Linked DNA regions of Homo sapiens: region 2 is linked to region 1. Evidence: chromatin loops called from intact Hi-C (ENCODE). Cell type or tissue: Caco-2. All regions are shown on one strand. Links, peaks and the distances in the headings refer to the core of each region. The heading gives the core; the rest is flanking DNA.

Region 1 (8,335 bases), core at 66-8,065:
GGAGTGAGGGGACAGCCTAGGCCAAACCCTTATTTTGTTTTCCTTAGGAAAGGTGAGGTAGGACAGGGTGAGCAGCTAAGACTGGCAAGTTTGAGTAAATCTGGTAGGCTGTGGGGTACAGCAGTCTGGTGGGTGGCCCTGGGTGGATTTAAGGCAAGATGGAACACTGGCTTTTGATAAAGGAGATGGTTGGGGGTGTGGGCACTGAGTTGGTGAGTTTGCCTGTGGAAGATGTGCTGGGGCAGGGGCCTCAGAATTTACTAGCCCTCTAAGAATTGACTAGCCCTGGGAGATGCAGCCTTTCCCCAGTCAGCAAGGCCACAAATCTAAGACCATCGAGAAGGCAGAAAATAATACAATGTAGTTTATAGCAACTGGCCCTGTGATGGATGCCAAACAGAGAATTATAGAATCTAAAAAAAGACAGAACACTTAATCCACTCAGCATAATATCCTCAAGGTTCATCCATGTTGTAGCATGTATCAGGATTTCCTTCCATTGTATGTATAGACCACAAGTTGTTTATCCAACCATTCATGTGTTGATGGACACTTGGGTTGCTTCCACCTTTTGCCTGCCATGAATAATGCTGCTGTGACATGGGTGTGCAAATATCTCTTCAAGACTCTGTTTTAAATTCTTTTGGGTCTATACTCAGAAAGAGAATCCATAGATCCTAAGGGAATTCTGTTTTTAATTTGTTAAAGGTACTGCTGAACTGTTTTCTGTAGCAGCTGCACCATTCTGTATTCCCACCAACAGTGCACAAGAGTTCCAATTTTTCCCACATCCTCGCCAACACTTGTTATTTTCTTTTCTTTCTATTTTTTTTTTTTTGATAAGGGCCATCCTGTGAGGTGATACCTCATTGTCTCACTGTGGCTTTGATTTCTACTGATGATTAGTGTTGCTAAGCATCTTTCATGTGCTTATTAGTGATGCTTTTGTATTTTACAATTTGGTAGTCTGTGTTTTTAAATTGAGTCACACAATTTAAGTGTGAGTTTTGAAGAGTTATAAAAACGTATTTTTTATTAGTACCTTTTGTAGTACGGGAAAGTCTTCTCAAGGTGATTGCTTTTTTGCACAGAGAGGCAAAAGGTTATCCATTCAGCCTAACTTCAGAAGCTGTTAAAGAATCAGCAACTAGCAGTGGCTTATGCCTTGTAATCCTAGTGACTTGGAAAGCAGGAGGATCACTTGACACCAGGAGTTTGAGATCAGCTTGGGCAACACAGCGAGATGTGGTTTTAAAAATAAAAAAAAAAAACCAAAGACTTAGTTTGGCCTGGTGGCATGTGTGCCTGTAGTCACGGATACTCAGGAGCTGAGGTGGGAGACTTGCTTGAGCCCAGCAGTTCGAGGCTGCAGTGAGTTGTGATTGTGCCACTGCACTTCAGCCTAGGTGACAGAGCAAGACCTCATCTCTTAAAAAAAAAACAAAACAAAAAACAAATTGATAACTATACCTGGGGACTCTGGCCTCTGGCTTTAAGCCAGATCTTGGAGGACAGATCATTCATTCACAGAGGACCTACTGTGTGGTAGCCAAGGCATAGAACTGCCCAGACCAAGTCCAAACATATGGAGATGGTCTCTAGCTATGTGTCCAAAGTAGAGGGATTGCCTTACCTCCTGAGAGCACTTCTCTATGGAAGCTGATTAAACTTTTTGGGGTGAGATTGGGAGGGCAAATCAGGTGAAGGAGAAGTAGAACTGAGTGTGAGTTTTTATTCAGAAAGCTGAACCATCTGATAATGGCAGAGTTTAGTGTATTCAGAAAGGATTGAAAAACTAAAGTGGACCTATAGGAAAAGTAAATAAGTGATCTTTGTATTTCATTGCAATGTCATTACAGGCATACACCATTTTATTGCGTTTCACAGGTATTGCTGTTTTCTTGTATAGATGGAAGGTTTGTGACAACCATGCATTGAGCAAGTCTGTTTTTCCAACGGCACGTGCTTACTTCAAGTCTCTGTGTCACATTTTGGCATTTCTCACAATATGTCAGACGCTTTCATTATCTTGATATCTGTTAAAGTGATCTGTGATCAGGGATCTTTGATGTTAATGTTGTAGTTGTTTTGGGGTGTCACAAACTGTGCCACATAAGATGGCAAACTAAATTGATAAAAGTTGTGTGTGTTTTGACTGTTCTATGGCCCAGCCACTCCCTCCCTTATCTCTCCCTCTCCTCCCGCCTCCCTATTCCCTGAGACACAACAATATTGAAATTAGGCCAATTAAGAACCCTACAGTTACCTCAGCAACATCTAGAAATGATTAAATTTAGTGAGGGAGACATTGAAAGCCAAGATAGCCTGAAAGCTACCTGAAAGGCCCCGGTGTGTGATGTTCCCCACCCTGTGTCCAAGTGTTCACATTGTTCAATTCCCACCTACGAGTGAGAACATGTGGTGTTTGGTTTTCTGTCCTTGCAATAGTTTGCTCAGAATGATAGTTTCCAGCTTCATCCATGTCCCTACAAAGGACGTGAACTCATCCTTTTTTATGGCTGCATAGTATTCCATGGTGTATATGTGCCACATTTTCTTAATCCAGTCTATCATTGATGGACATTTGGGTTGGTTCCAAGTCTTTGCTATTGTGAATAGTGCTGCAATAAACATACATGTGCATGTGTCTTTATAGTAGCATGATTTATAATCCTCTTGTGCCAGTTTGCTAAGTTGTGACTGAAAGGAAAAGTTCTTGAAAGAAATAAAAATTGCCACTCCAGTGAACCACATGAATGATAACATGTGCAACAGCAACAGCAAAACAGCCTTATTGCTAATAGGGAGAAAAATTGAGTGGTCTGGATAGATTGAACCAACCACAAACTTTCCTTAAGCCAAAGCCTAATCCCGAGCTAAGCCCTAACTCTCTTCAATTCTGTGAAGACTGAGAGAGGTGAGGAAGCTGCAGAAGAAAAGCTGGAGCTAGCAGAGGTTGACTGATGAAGTTTAAGGAAAGAAGCTGTTTCCATAACATGAAAGTGCAAGTTTAAGCAGCAAGTGCTGATGTAGAAGCTGCAGCAAGTTATCCAGAAGATCTAGCTAAGATCACTGATGAAGGTGGCTACACTAAATAACAGATTTTCAATGTGGATGAAACAGCCTTTTCTAGAAATTTCATAGCTAGGGAGAAGTCAGTGCCTGGCTTCAAAACTTCAAGGGACAGGCTGACTTTCTTCTTAGGGGCTATTGCAGCTGATGACTTTAAGTTGAAGTAAGTGCTCATTGATCATTCCCCAAATCCTAGAGTCTTTAAGAATTATGCTAAATCTACTCTACCTGTGCTCTGTAAATGGAACAACAAAGCCTGGATGATAGCACATCTGTTTTCAGCATGGTTTACTGAATATTTTAAGCTCACTGTTGAGACCTACGGCTCTAACAAAATTTCTTTCAAAATGTTATTGCTCATTGACAATGCATCTTGTCACCCAAGAGTTCTGATGGAGATGTATAAGAAGATGAACGTTGCTTTCATGCTTGTTAACACAGCATCCATTCAGCAACCCATGGATCAAGGAGTAATTTCGACTTTCAAGTCTTATTATTTAAGAACTACATTTTTTAAGGCTATAGCTGCCGTAGATAGTGTTTCCTGTGATGGATCTGGGCAGAGTAAATTGCAAACCTGGAATGGATTTACCATTCTCAGTGCCATTAACAACATTCCCAATTCACGAGAGGAGGTTAAAATAATAATAACAGGAGTTTGGAAGACATTGATTCCAAGTCTCATGAATGATTTTGAGGGGTTCAAACTTTAGCAGAGGAAGTAACTGCAGAGGTGGTGGAAATAGCAAGAGAACTAGAATTAGAAGTGGAGCCTGAATATGGGACTGAATTGCTGCGGTCTCATGATAAAACTTGAAAGGATGAGGGTTACTTTTTATGGATGAGCAAAAAAAGTGGTTTCCTGAGATGGAATCTACTCCTGGTGATGATGCTGTGAACATTGTTAAAACGACAAGAAAGGATTTAGAATATAACATATACTTAGTTGATAAAGCAGTGGCAGAGTGTGAGAGGATTGACTCCAATTTGGAAAGATACTCTACTGTGGGTAAAATGCTGTCAAACAGCATTGGGTTCTCCAGAGAAATCTTTCATGAAAGGAAGAGTCAACTGATGTGGCAAACTTCATTGTCTTTATTTTAAGAAATGGCCATAGCCACCCAACTTCCAGCAGCCACCATGCTGATCAGCAGCCATCAACATCAAGGCAAGACCCTCCACCAGCAAAAACATTAGGACTTGCTGAAGGCTTAGATGATCCTTAGCCTTTTTTAGCAATACAGTATTTTTTTTTTTCTTAGAGATAGAGTCTCATTATGTTGCGCAGGCTGGTGTGCTGTGACTATTGACAGGTTCAATCATAGCTCACTGCAGCCTGGAACTTCTGGGCTCAATGGATCCTTCCGCCTCAGCCTCCTGAGTAGTGGGGACTACAATAAAGCATTTTAAAATTAAGGTAACATTGGCTTTTTAGACATGATGCTTTTGCACACTTTATAGACTAATAGTGTAAAACAAACATAACTTTTATATGCACTGGGAAAGCAAAAAGTTTGTGTGACTTGCTTTATTGTGAGATTCGTTTTATCGCAGTGGTATGGAGCCAAACCCACAATGTCTCCGAGATATGCCTGTAATTGATATTGACTGGAACAAAAGAAAGTTGATTACATCAGTTTGGTGCAAACAGTGGTCATGTCTACTGTCCCCAAATCCTAGAGAAGAATAAATTTAACTCTGTGACAGCTGATTTGTAGTTTCATTGTTAAAAGGTGTTCTATATATGTCTTGAAAGTGTTCTTCTAGGATGAGCTATACTGACTCAGGATTAATTATAAAAAGGTATATATGCTGTGTCTTGACTTCTGAGATGTCCTTTACTGATAGAGCATGGATGCAGGATTAATCAAATCTGTAGCCTTAGAGACAGGAGGCATTCCTGCCTTTCTGGTTTGCAGACATGGAGGGCTGAAAAGGATGGGGGTGGGGCATGGTAGTGGAGATTGTTAGCCAGTGGGTTAATGGTTAATCCCTGCAACATGCCAGAGATACACCTAATCTTTGATGAGACCTACTGCTCAGAATGAATAATGGTTAACCATTCCTTACCTTTGACTAAGACCATATACCTTTCATAGTTTGTTTTTTAAAGTATGTGGAACTGTGAAGTTTTTTTTTCTTTTGCAAATAACATTTGCATATCACAGAAGTTTTATGACTCATTCTTGGTAAAGAAAGCAGGTGATATCCATGAATGGTTTGTCATCTTTTAGAGACGAGTAGAATGATTGCTATCGAATTTTCATTTAACTTAAACACAGCTGTGTAGAGACAATATAAAGTGGTCCTTTCCTCAGTACAAAACATGGAAAAAAAAAAAAACCCGCGCTCTTGTTAGCAGATGTTAGTGTGTTATGCTGCACATGCCACCGAGACATTCTTGTTTATGAGGACCAGTCATCTGGACTGGAAAAAGATTTTTGAAAGAAAATAAAGGGAGCAAAGAAAAATTCGAGGTCTCCCTCCCCTCACAGGGGCTGTTTTGTGCTGGGTGCAGCGTCAGTTATGTGATGGCTGACTCCAGGGAGAGAGCCACCTGTATCCCTGGTTAATGAGCATTGGCCACCTGGCAGAACCCCACTACCACGAAGATACAGTTTCACTTTTACCGTTTGTCACATCCAATTAAAGGTTTTGGCATTCTTGCCTACTTAAAAAACATTCTGTAAACATTAGAAATAGTTTTTATATTTATTTATTTATTTATTTTCTTCTTTTAGACACAGGATCTCTATCTTCCAGGTTGGAGTGCAGTGGCACCATCACAACTTACTGCAGCCCTGAACTCTGCAACTCAGGTGGTCCTTCCGTCTCAGCCTCGGGAGTAGCTGGAATTATAGGCACATGCCACCAACACCCAGCTCATTTAAAAAATTTTAAAAAAAAAAATTTAAGAGACGGGGCCTCCTGTGTTGCCCAATCTGGTCTCGAATTCCTGACCTCGAGCAATCCTCCCACTGTGGCCTCCCATAGCATTGAGGTTACAGGGTGTGAGCCACCGTGCCTGGCCAGTTTTTATATTTAGGAAAAAAGCTAGCGGAAATTGGCTCTTCCCAGTTCTGAGAAGTTTTTCGATTAATGCTATTGATGATTCCTAACTTGTTATCAGTCTTAGTTTCCTTTCCTTAGTAATCGAAGGAATTGTCCTTGGCTTCCCTTCTTCATAGTAATCTCACTGCTGCCTAAGCAGTGGATGCATGGTTACGTGGCCAGTGTCTCTCTGTCTCTGTGTCTGGGCTTAGGTTTACCCTGAGAGAGTTCATTGTAAATCTGTGCTGAACTGACTATTCGCTCTGAGTTGGAATATTTTCTGCTTATTACAAACTCGATTTTTTTGAGACAAAGTCTAACTCTGTTGTCCAGGCAGGAGTCCAGTGGCACAATCATAACTTACTGCAGCCTCAAACTCCCAGACTCAAGTGATCCTCCTGCCTCAGCCTCCCCAGTAGCTGGGACTACAGACACATGCCACCACCTCGGCTAATTTTAAAAAGTTTTGGGAGAGGTGACGTCTTGCTGTGTTGCCTAGGCATGTCTCAAATTTCTGAATTCAAGCAATCCTCCAGCTTTGGCCTCTCAAAGTTTTGGGGTTACAGGCGTGAGACACTGCACCCAGCTGCAAACTATTAAGAAAAAGTAATGAAAGGCTGAGCTCTTTTCTTTGTAGCTAAGCCTCTTGAGAAAGTTCTGAGGCTGCTGCATCTCCCATTCCGTCCTCAGCTCCTTACATCGCAGCTGGCAGCTCCACCACTGTGTGGGCACTGACCACCCCACCCCCCCGAAGGGACCAGCCATCTCCTGTTGGCCATGGTGAATGTTTTTCAGTCCTTATCTGACCTCCCTTTGGAATTGGACATTGACCAGATCCTTCTCCTTGAAGCGTTACCATCTCGGGTAGTCCCCTGCTCGAGATGTTTCTCCTGCTTCCCTGGGTGTTCCCTTTCACTGTTTGTTGAAGGTTCTCCTCCTGCTGGTCACCCATTGAATGTAGGTGTCAGGTGTCATCTAGCATTGGATCCCATGTCCTCCTGTCACACTTTTTTTTTTTTCCCTGGCGGGTATTCACAGCTGGGTTTGTTCACATGACCGCCACAATGAACTCATATTTAACTCAGACCTCTCGTTGGGGGCCCCCAAATTTCAACTGCTTGTCAGGATCTTTCCATGAGACTGGCCACAAGTATCTTAAACAGAGAATTCTTAGACAGAATTCATCTACTTTTTCCTTAAACCTATCTTTTCTCCTATATTCCCTACCTTGGTGAGGGTGTCACCTCTGATGAAGTTAAACACACTGGGGGTTTGGATCAACCTAAACTCATTTTCCTTCACCCTCTTTATGCAGTAAGTACCAAGTCTTTCCTGTTACTCTAAGGTAGTTCCTTTTTCCTAGTCCAAGCCAGTCCTACTTGTCTGCAGATTCAGTATGTTACCTTACCTCCTGCAGGAAAATTCCCCAGCATTCTGTACCCAGCCCTTATCCTGGGATTGGTCTCCCCTCGATTAAGCTCATTCAGGCTGGTGCCTTGCCTCATTCACCATCATTTCCCCAGGGCCTAGCAGGGTGGTGCCTTGGAAATAATTTAATTTGGTGGAAGTGTCTTAGTACGATTTCATGGCTAATGGGTGTGCTACTCTTGTCATTCAGAGATGGGGCTGGGACATCACCTCTGTGGACATTGTGGTCCTAAGAGCCCCGTTCCTGGGTGCCTGCCATTTGCTTGCGTCAAGTTGGACATGACAGCTACGGGAAAATGATTGAGGGCAGAAGGCAGTTTTGGTGCGACAGGAAGAGCACAGGCTTCCAGGGCTTTGCTGTAAGATCAGGAGAGAATAATGCATCAGAAGTACCTGATGCTGAGTCTGTTCTCAGGAATGGTGTGTTTGAGGCAGCTGCCCATTGCCCGGTGCTTGCCATGTGCTTGGATGCAACCATGGCTAAAAGGTTTCCTATCTGGCTATGTGGTGATTGACTGTGGGTCGCCTTCCTATGGTATTTCTGACTCCTCGAGTGTAATATAAAGGTCTTCGCAGAGGTAGGGCTAACGGAGAGGCAGCGGCAGTTGTTCAATGTTCTATAATGTAAATTGAAAGATTTTTCTTTAGTTTTAAGCTGAGTTTTCCACATTCTCATTACTAGTTGGGGAGGAATGGGAAAGTGGTGACATTATTCGCAGCATTCCTATGACCATTCTCTGGTTCTACAGAAGAGGTGTGTTTGAGGAAGGCACCCAAGTTTCCT
Region 2 (8,335 bases), core at 253-8,252, 140 kb after region 1:
TACTCAGAGCCTAATGGGAAAGACAGGCCAGTCATCATCGTCCAAAGATGAGATCTGATACCCTCCTCTGCTTTTCAGCGGTGGCTGCAGCTCTCCCTCTTGCTTTCCACATGCTCATCTAACTGTCCTGTGCTTGTCAGGAGACCCCGTTCTTTACTCACCCACCTGGAAAGGAGCCCCAGATGCTCCCTGTAGCCTTGTGCCTGCTCTGTTGTTGACTCTCCAGCTAGTGGAAGACCTGTGACCACCATGGAGGGACCATGATCCAGATGTTGGATCATGTCAAAACCTTGATTTTATTTTGGTATTCATTTAGAATGGGAGAAAAGGGGAATGACAGAGGGAGAGAACAGGTTCTCAAGACCTAAAAATACTGATTTACAAGTTCCAATAAATATTCCGATGTGTACTTATCCAGCAATACAAGCATTTCATTTCCTTGAAAGTGACGATGGTACTTGAGGGGTTTGGCACTGAAAGCAGAGAGTAGAAGGATGATTGGAGTCAGAGAATCTAGAGTAAGATCCAGAGAGGACTCGTGATTTGCCTGAAGTCAAATGGCTTGTTATCTGTAGCTTGAAATAAGGGCAGTGACCTTTACAGAACTTCTTTTCCTCCTAACAGTGCTCATTGTATTTCTTTCACCTGATCACGTGCTAATTGACTTATTAAAATTTTCTCCAAGAAGCAAAAAAGGGAAATAATATAAATAGATCAGTTTGTTGATTGGCTAACAGCTCTGATGAAAGAGTGAGCTTATAAGGCACTTTAAAGTATAGTCTTTTAAATCAGAACCAATTAAGGAAAGCCTGTCTAAATTACCAAAAAAGACATAGTATTTTTTTTTTTTTTTTTGAGATGGAGTCTCACTCTGTCACCCAGGCTGGAGTACAGTGGCAAGATCTCGGCTCACTGCAAACTCCGCCTCCCGAGTTCACGCCATTCTCCTGCCTCAGCCTCTCCGAGTAGCTGGGACTACAGGCGCCCACCACCACGCCTGGCTAATTTTTTGTATTTTTAGTAGAGACGGGGTCTCCATCTCCTGACCTCGTGATCCGCCTGCCTCGGCCTCCCAAAGTGCTGGGATTACAAGCGTGAGCCACCGCGCCCGGCCAATACATAGTATTTTTAAAGAATGTAAATGTATGTATTATGCTTTTAGGAAAGTCAATACACGTATTCTGTGCAGGGCATTAGAAATGTTGAATCTGTTTCTCCTAGGTTTTAAAAGATTTTTGCCCATGTTTAAATTAGATTACCTGGATGCAGAGTACCTGAGCCAAATTGTTTACTGCCCGCCAGAAGTCTTTATTGAGTTACAGCGTAAGGAACTTTATTAGTATGACTGATAGAGGAAACATCCTTTGAATCCACCTTCTCTCCATTACATGAAAAGCTCTATTTGAAAGTGGCATCTACCGTATTACCCAACATTCCTTTTATTTTTCTTCTTAAATTTAGCTCAAGTAAAGCTTTGTCTCTTGTATGTAAATATTGCCTTTGGTCAGATAGAATACTCAGTTGCCTAATGTCTTTTCCCCCTCGCAGAAAAATTGTAAAGAAGATTCCACACACAATATCTAGCTTGTATTGGTACCTAATAGTAACTACTCCCTCTATGCATCTCACGGCATCTCCTTTTCTTTTTCTTTTTTTAATTGAGGCGGAGTTTTGCTCTTGGTGCCCAGGCTGGGGTGCAGTGGCGGGATCTTGGCTCACTGCAACCTCCGCCTCCAGTTTTTAAGCAATTCTCCTGTCTCAGCCTCCTGAGTAGCTGGAATTACTAGCTGGGATTACAGGCTCGTGCCACCACATCCGACTGATTTTTGTATTTTTAGTAGAGACAGGGTTTCATCATCTTGGTCAGGCTGGTCTCAAACTCCTGACCTCAGGTGATCCGCCCACCTCAGCCTCCTAAAGTGCTGGGATTATAGGCATGAGCCACTGAGCCCAGCCCTTCTTTCTTTTTTATTTTGTCCTATCTCATTGTACATTACTACTACTAGTAGTACTGCTATGACTAGTACTAATAACTACTACTAGTCATCATCATCGTAGTAGTAGTAGTAGTGATAATAATAGTTTGGTTTTTTGGTAAAGCACTTCAGATTATTTTGTAATTAGATAAGTTTATAAAGGAAAGTATGGATTATTTATATATGTCTGTAAACAGGTGCTTTGAAATTATTTGAATGGTTCAAACCTACTTTTTTCTCTTCAACAATGTAAACATTTCCCCTATAGTCTGGTTTACACTTTTGCCTTAGGATGAGGTTCACTGAGTATCAAGAACCTTTAAACCTGTTTCTGTCCTGAGCTACTACAAAATCTAAATTATTAATTACATTTTGGGGGTTTTTGGAGTGTCTGAGGATTACATTTCCATACTTTTCTCTTTTGTCATGGTTGTGAAAAAGTCATTAAGGCTTGGAATCCTGTGATTTTTCTTTTGTGCCTAATTGGAGTCATGAACGCACCCCTCCCTGCACAGCCCTGCTGAGCCAAGCAGATGCTAGAAGGCATGGGGGGTATCATGACCCCCTCCACCTCACACACATGTTGCCTCCAGAATGGGGGTTCATCTTGGGCTACTCACATAGCCCCGTGGAATCCATGCTGAAAAGCAGACTCCCCAAAGTCTACTTTAAAACCCAAAAATGAAGTCAAGCCTCAGTTGACATTCACTCATCAGTGAGGGGAAGGAAGAAGGGGCAGATGGATGCTCTCTCCCCACCAGAAATTGGCTCTGACAGGCGGGCGTTTCAAGGGGACTTAGCAGTTGTTCTGATCCCAGTCTGTTAATAGCAGGAATTGCTGTAAGTAATGTCTAGAATCATCTGCTTGAGGGACTTAGGGATTTGCAGAGGGGAAAACAGAATTTAATTTTTAAAAAAGTACTATTTAATTTAAAGAACAAATTCTCCCACGAACTAATTGACTCCCAGCTGGTCCTGTCTGGATCCAGGACTGTACATTGGGTACCAGCCAAATAATTAGTGTCTTGTAAGAACTATAAATTATTGTCACTTAAAACACACACACACACACACACACACACACACACACACACACTCACCATCAGTTCTCTTCCGCTCCCCCCTCCCCAACTTACATGCGAAGCCATGGAGGACTTTGGTGACAGAATTTGCATTTTGTCCTGCAGCCTACTTGGAGGAGATCCAGTCGGTCCGTCGCCATACCAACAGCATGCTGGAAGGCACCAAGAACCGGCACCCGCCCATCGTGGTCCACTGTAGTGCTGGGGTGGGAAGGACCGGCGTGCTCATTCTTTCTGAGCTGATGATCTACTGCTTGGAACATAACGAAGTGAGTCATTCTGGGCTTCTCTCCGGATACTCCACCTTGGGGACAAGTCTACACCCTGGCCAAACCTTTGCCTGCACCCTTGCATTTTCAGTGGTTAATTTCCTGTCTCCCAACCAGAGTTTTCCAGGCTCCTGGTTCCTAGTTTGACTCTGACATTTACAGCCCTCCTTATCTTTTTGCCCTCCCACTGCTCCGTGTAGATACCCAGATAAAACAGGAGAAATGAGGGTGTGCAATAGAAAACACTTAGAAAATGTGATCTTAGGCGGCATCTACTTCCAGAAGTCTTTGGCATTTTGTAGATAGCCTGGTTTTATTGTGGGTAATTTTCCATGGTGAGTTATTTGACCCCATATAGTTTCGATGCATCTTGCATTTCTAGGATGTGTTCTGGCCTAAATGCTAGGTGAAAATGTGTCTACTTGGAAAATGTTTTTCATTCTTCAGAGTGAGGTTTGAGGGGTTGTTTGCTTGTCTAGTCTGGTTGTTGCGTGGTGTAGCGGAGCAGAGTAGATACTTTGAGCACGCAAACATCCCCGTCTTTGCATCAGCGGGTCACCCTACCCCTTCTCCCTGCAGAAGTGGGGTGCTGCTGAGCCTGTGCACACAAGGTGCGTGGCATTCCTTTGCTGCTGTAGGATTAGGGAGTTACACTGAGAGACTTTCAATTTTGTGTAGGTGAGACAAACAGCAGTCAAAAGCTAAGGAATAGTTCTACCTTCTAGCTACGTGGGACATTAGAAGTTTTAAGGGGCTTTTGCCTGCCATATCAGCCAAGTAGAGGAGCCATGAACATGTCACTCTTCCTATTTCACAGAAGAGGAAACTGAGGCCCAGAAATAATTACATGATTTGTCTAGTGCCATGTGGCTCTTACGCAGTGGTACTGAAGCCAGAAGCAAGGTCTGTGTCTGGGTCCAGAGTTATTTCCTGTCTTCACTCTGCCTCCAAACGCTGAGTAAGATTTGGTTCTTACTCAGTTTTCAAATTATATGGCTTGAAAAATTAAAGGAAACTTGTGGTTTGGTAGTTTTTAAATTACAGAATGATTTGTTGCAACTCTGTGGAGGAATTTATATGATAATATACCTATTTATTCAATAGCATGAATCGTTTGAAAATCAGATTAAATATTGCTACATGAAGTTTGTCATATTGAATCATCCAGGAAAACAACGAATGCTAAGCTTAGACATTAAACTCTCTGCCCATGAAAAGATAATTTTGAGAATCTTCCAGTCTGTCCATGGGAATGAATGTTTGTGCTGCTAAAAATTGGAAAAGGGGCAATCCCAACTGTAGCCCAATGTTAGAAAAACATAAAACAAAGCTTGAGCGAAATGTTCATCATGGAATCAGTTGAGACTACATAACAGAAATGTCATTGCCCTCTGAGTTTTTACCATTTTGCCCCACATAGGATTTTTTTATTGTTTGCCTCTCTATTCCCATCACTACTAGAGGTCTCTAGAAATCTCTAGAACAATGAGTAACCTGCCACTGAGTCTCAATCCATCCATTGCTAGGAAGACAAAATAAGATGAGGTAGAATCAGTGTGTGCATGGCTTGAGGGCCTCATCATCACCTTCCCCACCTAATCGTCCTTTCCTTCCCTTCATATCACTTTTGTCACCAAATTCCCCCCTTGTTTTCTTTTCTTTTTTTCTTTTTTTTGAGACAGGGTTTTGCTATGTTGCCCAGGCTGGCCTCAAACTCCTAGGCTCAAGTAGTCCTTCCACCTCGGTCTCCTGAGTTGATGGGATTACAGGCGTAAGCCTGGCCACTCCACTTCTTTCCCCATTCCCTGTGCTCCGCTCCCTACTTCCCCTTTTCAACTCAAGAAGCCATTCTGTCTTGTCTGACACGAAAGACTATTCTGTTCTGAGCTCTTTGGAGACCCATCAAAGGCTGAGCCTCAGTGAGGCAATGACATGGGGGCTCACTGAACACCAGATGTTACTGGTCTGGCAGAGCACAGACAAGCATATCAAATCCGGAACAGTTTGGAGTAAGGGATTCGGCCAGTGTGGCCTCCTGTGGACTTGGTGAAGGCTCAGGGTGGTTAAATGCTCTATGGTGTGTCCAAACATAGCGGATTTCCTCAGTGCCCAACTGCATGCCAGAACATTCTTTGCTGGGACGTGGTCAACCCAAAAAGAACTTCTGTTCCCATTGATATTCAAAGATAGCAAGATGACTCATATTTTTCACTTCTCTTCCCCTAGCACAAATATAGCCAGTCTTATCTGTCCTATTTCCCATGGTTGCTATTGGTAGATGGTTAGCGGGGAGAAATGCTCTCCTTTTGTTCTGGTACTGTTCAGGCCTGGCTAGTAAGATCCAAGCCCCTATTTCAGGAGAAGAGTAGACCATGTTTAGTTTATTTTGTGTTTCAAGCAAAGATTTTAACAAATATATATTAAATTGTGGGACCATTTTTCTCCTGTCCAAACTCCCCTGCCTTCTTTCCACAGCTTCTGGATTTAGCATACTTTATATTTTAGTCTGTAATTCATGCAGTTTTAATTCTGTCAATGAAATGGCCTTTCTTTTTCCTGGACTTGTCCCTCTCAGTCTCATTCTAAACACAGAAAAGTTGAGCAGAAACAATGAAACACAGACACTTACAATGAGGTTGGTAGCTGTGCAGTGGGGAGTGGGGACAGCTGTCCCAGGCTGCTCTGGGAAGCCTCCCTGTGGCCCAGTGCTTTTGGTCACTGAGTGTTAGCTGAGACTTTTTAAGGTGCATAGAGTTTTTCAGAAAGCACTCGTTTTATGGTCTGCAGGACACTCAGTCCCTTGGATGTAGCTGTCTGTTCCAGCTACAGCTAATTACAAAAGGTCAGGATCTCAGTAGCCAAAGGGCAGATGTCTTGATCTTGCTGCTTTTCTGAGTAAGTTATACCTCCTTCATAAAGTGAGGAGGAGAAAATGTCTTCTAGACAAGATTGAGCAATTGTCAACTGCTTTGTGCTTCCTTGGCTTGGGGGCAGTTAAGAGCAGAGCCTGTGGGAGTGAATGAATCTTTAAGCCAGCTGGGACCCTTTCATTGAAGACCAGGAGAACTTTCTTTGTCATATCCCCAGACTTGAACATATCAGACAATATACTGTCATTTAGGCTCAGTCCTACAGGTAATTGAGATGGGGATGATGGTAGAGGAGGAGGAGGAGGATGTGGTGGTGGAGGAGGTGGTGATGGTGACAACATTGAAAATAATATCGTAACAGCTAACTTGTGTCTAGTGTTTACCATGTATACGCACTATTCTAAGAGCCTGATAGTATTAACACAAGTAGCCTTTGCAGTGACACTGTGAGCTAAGTCCTGTTAGTATCTGTGTTAGTCCATTCTCACACTGCTATAAAGAACTACCTGAGACTGGGTAATTTATGAAGGAAAGAGGTTTAGTTGACTCATAATTCTGCAGGCTGTACAGGAAGCATGGCTGGGAGGCCTCAGGAAACTTACAATCATGGTGGAAGGATAAAGGGGAATTAAGCACGTCTTCACATGGCAGCAGGAGAGAGAGAGAGCAAAGGGGGAAGTGCAACATACTTTTAAACAACCGGATCTCATGAGAATTCACTGTCACAAGAACAGCAAGAGGGAAATCTGCCCCCATGTTCCAATCACCTCCCACCAGGTCCCTCCCCCAACACTGGGGATTTCCAGTCAACATGAGATTTGGGTGGAGACACAGAGCCAAGACCATATCAGTATCCTCACATAACAGAAGAGAAACTGAGTCATAAGTAAATGAAGTAATGTGCCCACTTCCCACAGTCAAGAAGTGGTAGAGCTGAGATTCAGCAGATGAAGCCTTACTCAGAGCCTGTGCTCTGAACACCAGTGTGATCCTGCCTCCTGGCTAAAACCTTTGGTGGGTAGGGGAGGGAACAGCCTTATTCTCTCTATTCTTTTATCTTCAGTGCCCAACCGCAGAGTAATCCTCATCAAACATGAAATTAAGTTCATTATTAGGTGGCTCTAGGTCACATCTTATACTGGTCACTTTGCAATATAATTTAGGCAGAGACCTACTTGTTACTGTCAGAAGCTTATAACCTAGGCTCTGTATTTTGATTCATAGTTCGAAGATTCACATGCCTTTTTTTTCTTTTCTTATTAGGCAGGGACTTGACTTTGTCCCTTTGCACCACTGTGATTGCACCACTGCACTCTAGCCCAGGCAACGTCGCAAGTTTGTGATATGCATTCCTTAGTTGGTGTTGAACAAGAGTGACTGATGGCACGTGTCATGTCATACCTATACACGGCTTGGAAATAGCTTAAATTATTTTTTAAGGTTCAAAGGTTACAAAGTCAGGCATACAGCTGAGTTTTTATTATTTTCTTTTAAACACTTGCTTAGCCCTTGAAAACTTCCTGGGTGCCATCATTTGCCCTGGGTTAAGAGCTCCCAGAGCAGAGTGAATGTGCTGAGGCCACCATGGCCTCCACAGCTCAGGGGTGCTCCAGCCGTATGTGTCCTGGCTAGTCCAGGAGGATGGACATGGTGAAGGTGAGGGGAGAGGACACTGTGACAGCCTCTGATCTGCTCAAGTACCCATGACACTGAATTAATTTCCTTTCATTAATGATAGTATATATCATCGTATATATTCTCAAAGAATTCACACATAGGCAATCTCATTTAATACTCAAAATGTTCTCATTTAAGACTCAAGGCTAGGCACAGTGGCTCATGCCCATAATGCTAAGACTTTTAGAGGCCAAGGCTGGAGGATTACTTGAGCTCAGGAGTTTGAGACCAGCCTGGGCAACAGAGTAAGACCTCGTCTCTACACAAAATTTTAAAAGTTAGCCGGGTGTGGTGGTGTGCATCTGTAGTTCCAGCTACTCAGGAGGCTGAAGTGGGAGGATTGCTTGAGCCTAGGAGGTTGATGTTGCAATGAGTTATGATCGCACCACTGCACTCTAGCCTGGGCTACAGAGCAAGACTCTGTCTCAAAATAGGTGTTCTCGGCCAGGCGCAGTGGCTCA

The links. A loop is a pair of places that touch in the nucleus more often than their neighbours do. Peaks named below come from ENCODE experiments on the same cell type or tissue, not always from the same donor. Only the 100,000 strongest peaks of a DNase experiment are listed, where the experiment ranks them.
Region 2: it touches region 1 in a loop (7-fold over the local background); 3 of 110 quality-filtered maps call a loop at or near these places.

The regions. Positions count from the first base shown.
Region 1 is chr1:214,503,990-214,512,324 of GRCh38, reverse strand. The region is part of intron 1 of PTPN14 (protein tyrosine phosphatase non-receptor type 14); the gene reads left to right. Among named protein-coding and RNA genes, the nearest start is that of PTPN14, 43 kb to the left of the region's middle. RefSeq lists an enhancer at 6,344-7,321. In Caco-2, for the core only: a CTCF peak has its summit at 7,069; DNase peaks (open chromatin) are centred at 5,014, 5,582 and 7,034; H3K4me3 peaks cover 711 bases.
Region 2 is chr1:214,359,504-214,367,838 of GRCh38, reverse strand. It overlaps PTPN14 (protein tyrosine phosphatase non-receptor type 14), which reads left to right. Exons shown (of 19, transcript NM_005401.5): 18 at 3,164-3,327. Among named protein-coding and RNA genes, the nearest start is that of SMYD2, 83 kb to the right of the region's middle. In Caco-2, for the core only: no CTCF peak of the experiment used is centred there; a DNase peak (open chromatin) is centred at 3,418.